3 separate regions of the Homo sapiens genome follow, and regions 2 and 3 are each linked to region 1. A link is a contact called in ENCODE Hi-C or POLR2A ChIA-PET data. All regions are on one chromosome and are shown on one strand. Each heading gives the region's core, a stretch centred on a gene start or an enhancer-like site at or near the end of the contact. The rest is flanking DNA. Distances are from core to core; before and after follow the strand shown.

What was found. Hi-C counts contacts between places; a loop is a spot of excess contacts on that map. ChIA-PET counts read pairs that join two places held with the same protein, here RNA polymerase II (POLR2A). Pooled maps may share reads with other maps.
Region 2: a loop to region 1 is called in a pooled map, with 12 times the contacts of the local background. The contact joins two enhancer-like sites. A Hi-C loop is called at or near these places in 3 of 37 single-sample maps with no recorded cell type and 3 of 50 pooled maps.
Region 3: a loop to region 1 is called in a map with no recorded cell type, with 6 times the contacts of the local background. The contact joins two enhancer-like sites. A Hi-C loop is called at or near these places in 1 of 37 single-sample maps with no recorded cell type and 8 of 50 pooled maps. POLR2A ChIA-PET finds 5 or more read pairs at or near these places in 1 of 52 experiments (GM10248).

Annotation. Positions count from the first base shown.
Region 1 is chr3:156,482,806-156,485,997 of GRCh38, forward strand. The region is part of intron 8 of KCNAB1 (potassium voltage-gated channel subfamily A regulatory beta subunit 1); the gene reads left to right. Among named protein-coding and RNA genes, the nearest start is that of KCNAB1-AS1, 37 kb to the left of the region's middle. RefSeq lists enhancers at 257-1,456, 690-949, 980-1,069. Within about 2 kb of position 1,631, at least 16 of the 41 ENCODE cell types and tissues checked have a DNase peak (open chromatin) inside an H3K27ac peak, as active enhancers do.
Region 2 is chr3:155,553,739-155,556,930 of GRCh38, forward strand. It overlaps PLCH1 (phospholipase C eta 1), which reads right to left. Exons shown (of 23, transcript NM_014996.4): 9 at 338-458. Among named protein-coding and RNA genes, the nearest start is that of PLCH1-AS2, 70 kb to the left of the region's middle. Within about 2 kb of position 1,518, at least 3 of the 41 ENCODE cell types and tissues checked have a DNase peak (open chromatin) inside an H3K27ac peak, as active enhancers do.
Region 3 is chr3:157,101,790-157,104,981 of GRCh38, forward strand. LINC00880 (long intergenic non-protein coding RNA 880) reads right to left here. Exons shown (of 4, transcript NR_034007.1): 2 at 1,569-1,690; 3 at 146-303. Among named protein-coding and RNA genes, the nearest start is that of LINC00881, 14 kb to the left of the region's middle. Within about 2 kb of position 1,667, at least 5 of the 41 ENCODE cell types and tissues checked have a DNase peak (open chromatin) inside an H3K27ac peak, as active enhancers do.

The DNA of each region.
Region 1 (3,192 bases), core at 381-2,880:
TTTAGAGCTACCATTTTTGTTATTATTACTGTTTGTATAGTACTGCTGTAATTTTTTTATGCAGGAAATTACCTTGATGCAATTGTAGTCTCCAGGTCTACTACCAGGTTATCCTAGAGGTCTCAAAGAAGAAGGCTAACACAACAAATTAAGATGCATGAGTCACATGGTTTATCAAATCAATTAAAACACATTATGAGAAGAAAGAGGGGAAGAGATAGGGACAGTTAAAATAATTACACTAGAATTCACGCAGGAGAAAGAACCCAGCTACTTAAATCTTGGGACACACAGTGCTCATGTGACCTGTTCTCTCTATCTACCACATTGACCTTCTCCGTGGTGTGATTATATAGGTCAAATCTGAGGTTTCAGCAAGGGGCTCAGCAAGGAAAAGATGCCCGGGTCAGTAGTATACTTGGAAAGACACAGGGACAAGCCCACCTGGCCATGACCTGTAGCTCATCATTTGGCCTGATGAACAGCTAAGGACTATTTGCATTCCTTGCACAGAGGATTTCTGTGGCTAGAATGGGGGTCACCAATGGGTGGCTGACTGAAGACTTAAGTTCTCATATTTTATGTATTTATATTTAGTATATTTCAAATGTTTGATGTCGTATGCATATGGATATGTTGTCAATATCACCTCTTTCCATTCCTCCCTCCTATCTGTGTTCAGCATGCACATTCTCTACTTTGTTGATGGCCACTATGACTCAGGGGTTACTAATCCACTTAGTTTTACCATGCTCATCATATAAATTCTGCCTATGTCTCACAAGCTACTTGCATCTCCACCCAGTTTCATTTATCCTCTTTCTTTGTTTCACTTTCTTTCTTGAGCAGAACTGAATAATCTTAAGTCATACAGCAAAGGCACATTACAGAGTTCACCACTCTCAGTTGTTGACATGTTGCCTCAGGTCCGGCAAATCTTCCAGGCCTGTTGAAAAATTTCCAGCATTAACAAGAGGCCCACAAAGTTCTGACTGTGGATCATTCTGATATGCATCTATAAGAACAGAGCCCCTGGTTAACAAATGATCTTTTCCAACTGGGTTCCATAGAAAGAACAAGAGCTTTAGAGAAATTACCTTTACTAGAACTACTGAGAAGTTAACAATTGCCAAGGCTGCAGAAAATATGTGAAGAGCTGGCTTTAAAGAAAACTATACTCCAGAAAAACAATTGTACTCATCTGGTGTTGTATTTTCCGCTTTCTTTGGAAATCAGTGATTCCCAACCTTATTCCATAAAGTCCTGGTTTGAAGGGAAGATTCTAAAGAAGGATATGCTTATATGCTATGCAGTTTACTTCCTCTATTTTCTCTCCTCCCTCCCCCACCTTTTTTTTCTTTCATGACATCTTTACTCAACAGCGAAGGCAGAAGAGATTCAATCTGTATCATTCAGTAAGTTAAAAAAGGAAAAACAAGGTGGGCCAAATGTTTGGGAGACTATTGTACCTTCTCACAACAAGTCTGTGGACTTCACCAAGCTCCAAAAGGATGCTTTTTTCTTCTTCTTCTTTTTCCCTTAAGTTGTTTTTAGTTAAGAAAAAAGAGAGAGAGAGAGGGAGAACAGAGAGTGCTTCTGCTCACCCCAGCTGTCAGGTGAAAAACAGAGCTGCTTAGTATTCTGGGGCTGTGGGTTTATGACTCATGTGCACTTCCTTCTGTGAGTTGTCATTTCTCTGAGAGATATTTGGAGTTGTGACAAAATTTAACTCCATATTCTGAGGGGATGTTGACTGGATCTCAGGAGAATTCATTTCTGTAAGTTCCTCGATCTGCTGCAGCAGATCTGCAGTGACATGCAGAGGACTTGGAGACTAACATGACTTAGCAGCAACACACTCTGAGGGTTTACTGGCATGCTGATTGAATGCAGTGAGCAGAGCCACCTGTGTCAGGGTAATCGAAAATTCTCAGACAGCCGGGGATAAACAAATACCCTCGAGTCTCTCTCTTACTTTCTGTACAAAAGGAAGTATTAATAATGAGAGTAAGTGGTTTTGTTAACCCCCCTCCTGAATATTTAATATGTGTCCTAAAAAAATATGAGGTCTGCAATCAGAAGGTGAGGGCGTTAGTCTTAGGTATATAAACTTGGCTGAGTTGCTCAGACCTTCAGCTTCTCAGTTTTTCATTTGTAAAATGGGAAGAATAAAAATATTCTAGCTATTTCCAAGATTGTTGTGAAGACAAAATGAGATAAGTGGAAACATGTTATAAATTGTAATTGTCCTGCACAAATATTTTGAGGTTGTTGTTGTTACATATGTTTACACTTTTAGGAATATATAAACCTTGGAAGATGTAATAATCAAAGTTTCAGCCAGACACCAAGAAACAATTGAAATGACATTTTAGAGTGAGATGCCAGTTCTCCATTTGTACTTTCAAATGAAGTGTGCAAGAGCTTGTTCCATAGCTCTTTCTTCCCCCAACTTTTTATTTTGAGAAATTAAAAACTTATAGAAATGGTGAAAGAATAAACACCCAATACTCTTCACCTACATTTACCAAATTGTGCCACATTTTGCCTTTGTTTTTCCCTCTCTTGTTCTTTGCCATTGTGACATTTCATTCATAAATATTTTCTCCAGTATCTCCTGAGAATAAGGCATTCTTCTATATGACCATAACACAATCATCATACTCAAGAATATTCAAGCCATATTCAAATTTTCTAAAATGTCCTTTATAGGATTTATTTGTTTTGCTTTTTTGGGGGGGGCATGAATCCTGCAGTACATTTAATTGTCATGACTGTTAAATTTTTTTATTTTATTCTATTTTAGATTCGGGGGTACATGTGCAGGTTTGTTACATGGGTATATTACATAATGCTGAGCTTTGGGCTTCTAGTGAACTGATCACCCAAATAGTGAACATTGTACCCAATAGGGAGTTTCTTAAGACTCACCACCCTGCCACCCTCCCCTCTTTTGGAGTCCCCATTGTCTAGTATTTCCATCTTCATGTCCTTGTGTAGCCCTTGTTTAGTTCCCCCTTACAAGTGAGAACATGACGTATTTGATTTTCTGATTCTATTTCACTTAGAATAATAGCCTCCAGCTCCGCCCATGTTGCTGCAAAGGACATGATTTCATTCTTTTTTCTGTCTGCATACTATTCCATAGTATTTTCCACACTGTTTTCCGAGGGCCCAGGAGGGTTGCTGCAT
Region 2 (3,192 bases), core at 268-2,767, 930 kb before region 1:
ACCCACTAATTATGTACACAGTAACCTATGTTTCCAGATTTTATGGACACTCTACACCCTGGATTTAGAAATTTAGAGGTCACTATTTGCAAGAATGTCTTTAAGGAGGCATATTGAGAAAGAATGGGACAAGGAATAAATGCAGCATGAGAAAGTACAAACGGGAAGGCCACATTATTTGTTCACAATGTTTTGCTGAGAAGGAGGGAGAAAACTAGTCTAGCAAAGAGGGCAGTGTAGAGTCCAAGGAAGAGGATGTGGTTTTGTAGCTACGTTACATCAGGCAATGCTCCATGCGGGAGGCTACCGCTTAGCTCACAGGTGCTGCTTTACTTACTCATTCTTCACAAAGGCATGCTTGTTGATGGTCTCCACAACATCTCTGAAGAGAATTTTTGAAGTGAGAGTGTAACCATGATGTACTACTGGCTCTCCATCTGGGCCATCCCAACAGTCAACTGCCAAAAACAGAACTTTATATCAACAACCCAAAGTCTCTGGTGTTTATTAATATTTCTGGAAATACCAGACACATATTAAGTCCATTATCTGAAATTATACCCATTTCAATCCTGACAAAGACGTGACACAGACACAGAAATCGGTGTTCTGGCATATTTATCAGAACAAGGAATTAAAGAATTGCTTTTCCTCAAGACACAATGATTTGGTTTTGAGTGTGGTTAAAAAGATGTCATATTCTTAAACAGCTCAGAATTCACCAAAAACTCATTAGAACTTATCTAAATCCAGTCAAGTGTGCCCAAGGATAGGGAGATTTCTTGAAAGGTCATTTACCCAATTTCACTTCTTCTTCTTCTTCTTCTTCAGGTTATGAAGGTCTTTTAGAAAGTCACAGTGTCCTTCCCAAATCAATAATATAGTTTTCATTATTGTTCACTTAGGCTCACAATGTTTTCATTAGATTGATTTTCATTTCATTAATACTACAGTAGTTATAAAATAACATCAACTTCCTAAGTTCAAATCCTCGAGCGCTGCCAAGATTTATGTGAATTTGGGCAAATAACTTAATCATTTGAAGACTTGTTTTCCCCATCTAGAAAAGGAGAGTAATAGCACTTACATCATAAATTTGAGTGACAGTTAAATATATGTAAAGTAGCTTGTAACACTGCATGGCATATAGTAACTATGATTGTTATTGATACTATTAATATTGCTCTCTACCCACACAATCTCATTAGCTCTCAGCTGGAGAAAGACAGTAGGTTTTTCACCATGCCCCTCTGACTAAGAATTTGCTTTCTCTTGTTTTTATATTTTGCCCCCAGGCTAATTCCTCAAAACACTACTTTCACCTCATTGCTCCTTTGCTCAAAAGCCTACTTGGTGCATAGCACAGCATCCAACACAGAGAAGTAAGTAGTCTGTAAATATATGCTAAATGGATTAATAAATATCTTACCTCATACAATAGCTCTTGCGTGCTTACCTCCAACGCCCCTGTCTCTTGTGCTAGAGCCTGGCTAATCATTCACTAACCCTGTTTCTTCTTTTATCGAGGGAACACAGCTGGACTCTATTTCCTAGCCTTCCTTTGCAGGAGGATGTGGCCAGTGAAATGTGGGCAGAAAGTATGTGCACCACTTCCAGGTATGGTTGACAGAAACCTGCTGCCTTACATAATCATTCGTCTTCTTTCCTCTTCTGCTGTGACTTTAGAAGTGGTGAAGATGGCACAGCCACAAGATGGAAAAAGACAAAACTGCTTGAGAGATTCACCCACTAGGAACACCTATTTTGAACTTGACATAATCAAGAAATAAACTTCAGTTGTTTTAAGGCACAGGAAATTTGAAGTTTTATTGTTAAAAGGACAATGTTGCCTTAATTACCATGCTAGCTCCTGTCTGACAATTCAATCTTACTTTCTCCTACACCCAAGCTCACAGGCTTGTTCTTCTGGTTAGGCAAATTTTCTCACACACATTCCCACCTCCATGTGTCTTTTCTTCTTTCTTTAAAGTCAACTGACATATCCCCTTCTCATTTTGCTTACCTAAATCCTAATCAAGGCAAAACTAGGATCCCCCACAGAACCTCGCTAGCCCACAGGATCTCTCTTTTCCTTATGGCAAGAGGTCATCATCTCAAACACCACCAAAAGCCTAGCAGTTAATATAAATAAGTGCAGCGGCTCAATGGGAAATGTGTGCCTGAATGAGATAACTACTTACTGTTAATCATTACTAAGTAGGAATGAGAACCTTGGTTGCCAGAACTTCTGAGGAAACTAAAATGTCTAGATTTTATTGCTGTGAATTTTCCCAATTTTTAAATACTGGCAATTAATCCATTTTTAAAACTACAATATGGGTCAAACATAAACATTTCTGCAAGCTGAATTTGCATAATGGAATGCTGATTGAAAGTCTGCCTTTAGAGTTCGAGACCGGCCTGGCCAACATGGTGAAACCCCTTCTCCGCTAAAAATACAAAAATTAGCTGTGTGTGGTGGCGGATGCCTGTAATCCCAGCTACTCAGGAGGCTGAGGCAGGAGAATCGCTTGAACCCGGGAGGTGGAGGATGCAGTGAGTCGAGCTCGTGACATTGCAACTCCAGCCTGGGCAACAAGAGTGAAACTCCGTCTCAAAATAAAAGAAACTCTGCCTTTAATTAGGACCACACAGTTGTGAACCACATATGTTCTCTATTTTAGTAGCACCTTCCCCTATATGTGTGTTTTGTGTATTACCCCAGGAGATATCTCTGTTTTTCTTTTAAAATATTCAAAATGCTCACCATAATTACAATGTGATTGTAATGGTTAATTTTTCATGTCAATGAGGCTTGGCTATGATGTTCAGTTATTTGGTCAAACACCAGTCTATATGTTCTGTGAAGATATTTTAAAAATAGGATTAACATTTAAATCAGTAGGCTTTGGGTAAAGCCGATTATGCTCCACAATGTGAGTGGGCCTCGCCCAGTCAGCTGAGAGCCTTAAGAGCAAAGACTGAGGTTACCCTTCAAGGATAAATTCTCAACACTGCAACACAGAAACTGCCTGAATTCCAGCCTGCTGGCCAGCTCTACAGATTTCAGATTTGCCAACACCCACAAGCATGAGAGTCAATTCCTTAAAAATCAGACAACGAATCTCAATCTCTTGCTTTCTCTACATATCTTATTGGTTCTGTTTCTCTGCAGAACCCCGACTAATACAG
Region 3 (3,192 bases), core at 417-2,916, 620 kb after region 1:
TGTTTCAGGTCAGGTTTTGCTGCCAAATGAATTATAAATCCATTTTTTCATATTTTGGAGCTTTTAACGTTTCAAAATTGTGGGCCTGTGTTATCCCCATCTTACAGATGAAGAAACTGAGGCACAAGGAGGTTAAACAACTTACCCACATTCATTAGCTCATGGGAGGTGGGACTGGGCCACCAACCCCCCGGGTTTTGCAGCCTTGCCGTGAGGACCCAATACAAGGTAGACTTCTGGGTTGAATTTTGTCCTCCAGAATTCATATGTTGAGGTCTTAACCTTAGTACCTCAGAATAGAACCTTATATGGAAATAGAGTCATTTGAAATATAATTAGTTAAGATGAAGTCATTAGGGTGGACCCTAATCCCAAGTGACTGGTGTCCTTATAACAAGGAGAAATTTGGGCGCAGAGGCAGGCATGCACACAGGGAGAGCACCATGTGAAGATGAAGGCGGAGCTCAGGGTGACACTTCTACAAGCTCAACAATACCAAAGGTTGTTAGCAAACTGCTAGAAGCTGGGAGGGAGGGGCATGGAACAGATCCTTCCCTGCCAGCCCTCAGAAGGAGCCAACCCTGCCGACACCTTGATCTTGAATATGTGAGACAATACATTTCTGTTGTTTAAGCCACACAGTTTGCAGTGCTTTGTTACAGCAGCCCTGGCAAACCATTACATGATCCTTACCCAGTGCTGGATTCTGAGTGGGAGATCAATAAGTGGTAGCTAGTCATACTTACTATCAGTATGACTGAGGCCTCAGACTGTTCATTGAAACATAAAGTCAGTAAATTATTTCTAAGACCTCTTTCAAGTTCTGGGTCTAATTTTTTATGTTTATAACATGAAGATAATTCAACTTCACTTGTACCCCCAATGGCCTGGCTCTTATAGCATTTCTTTGCTGTTTTAAAAATGGGAGCCAACCCAAATGTCCATCAATGATAGAGTGTATAAAGAAAATGTGGCCCATATACACCATGGAATACTATACAGCCATAAAAAAGAATGAGTTCATGTTCTTTGCAGGGACATGGATGAAGCTGGAAACCATCATTCTCAACAAACTAACACAGGAACAGAAAACCAAACATCGCATGTTTTCACTCATAAGTGGGAGCTGAACCATGAGAACACATGGACACAGGGCAGGGAACATCACACACTGGGGCCTGTCAGGGGGTGGGGGACAAGGGGAGGGAGGGCATTAGGACCAGTACCTAATACGTGTGGGACTTACAATCTAGATGACGGGTTAATGGGTGCAGCAAACCACCATGGCACATGTATACCTATGTAACGAATCTGCACGTTCTGCACATGTATCCCAGAACTTAAAGTAAAATTTAAAAACAACAACAACAAAAAAAAGATGGGCTAAGCTGGACACAGTGGCACACACCTGTACTCCCAGCTACTTGGGAGGGTGAAGTGGAAGGATCCCTTCATCCCAGAAGTTTGAGACCAGCTTGGGCAACATAGCAAGACTCTGAACAATAGATGGGCTAATGTAAATGTGGTCTTAGAAAGCAAAACAACAAGCCAGGTTCAGTGGCACATACCTGTAGTCCCAGCTATTCAGGAGGCTGAGGCAAGAGGACTGCTTGAGCCTAGGAGCTCAAGGCTGCAGTGAGCTATGATCAAGCCACTGCACTCTAACCTGGGCAACAGAGCAGTACGCCATCTGTAAAGAAAAATGCAAAACAAAACAAAGAACATTAAAACCGAAACCATGTGGGCCCTAATTTGCCTGCTGATGTTTCTGCTTGCATTGTGAATTCACTCAGTCCTTGGCTTTTCTGAGTCTCTTCTGCTTGTGTCTTCAGGCCTGTGGAGTTAAAACCAGTGTGTTCAGGCTACAGATTCTGCAAAGGAAAGCAGAAATCTAAGTTAGAGGCTCTTTTCTGTGAGTTAAGAGTGTGTTGCTAGAACCCTATTTAGGCTTGGAACATTTTGATTCTTCATGTGGAAATTTGTCCCAAAATTGCCACTTCACTGAGGAGATAAAAGCTGCTTTAAGAGAGCAGCTTGAATACTTTTTCTGTTCATAGGACAAGGCATGGTTGGGCCCAGTCTAGGGAAAGAGGTAAAATGATAAAAAGTGTTTTTTTGAGATTTAGTGACAGGAATGCCCATTGTCAAGCTAGCTTGGAGCTTTAAGCCTCTGCCCTTAACACTCTACCACATCAATTCAGAAAAGGATTTGCTATGGGTGGGGTGTGGCCCCAAACTCTCATCTGTGGAAACAGGACCTCAATGACTTTGTGTGTTCAAAGAATGGACTTTGGGTTTCCTTCCAGCATCTGATTGTGGCATGTAGTAGTGGTTCTTGGGGCTGCCTCTCTGACTCCCTGTCAGTCCCTCAGCCTTTGTCCAGGAAGCGGCTCCCAGCTTCTTTCCTGGAAGCACTTTTGCACCAAGTCAAGGGGCCTCTCTCATCTCCCCGCAGCCCAAGCCCCTCCCAGAGCCAGGGGTGGTTTTAGCATTTGCTTACGGTTTTTCATCTTTGCTCCTTGTTCCTGGATACCCTCTCCTAATTTTAGAAGTGTGTCTTCTCCTATCAGTGGATGCAGCCCAGTGGAATTCCGTGGGGATACAAAAATAGTTGCAGGATGGGGAGTATCACTTTTTGGTTGGTGTTTCTATGCAATAACAAATGAGAAATTTAAATAAGCAAAAAAAACCTGCCTAATCAATTGAACTGCTGGGGAGTAGAGATCACATATTGCTCATTTTTGAATCCCAGGTGCTTGGCACAAAGTACGTGCTCAGCACATTATTTGTTGAATGAATCCATCTTAGTTTTCTTCCTTCTTCAGAGAGGTGCTCTGACATGCATTAAGTTTAAACGTGGTTGCACAAACAAAGTTGGAAGATGTTTCTGCTTCATAATAGCTGTCATGAGTCATGTCCAATAAAAACGTCCTGGGATCAGGAGGAAAAGGACACACAGTCCAGATCCAGCTCAGCCATCACCCAGGCAGCCCCAGGGTCTTCAGCCTCCCTGTGCCTCGGTGTCCTCCACTGCAACAAGAAGGTCATAATTTCTGTTCTGCCTCCCTCACAGCTGGTTATGAGAATGTGGCAAGAACAGACATGAAGAGATCATACTGGAGGTCCTACTTTTATTGTCATTATTATTACTACATGTAATTGTAGAGTTGAAGTGCTCATAATTATTTTTTA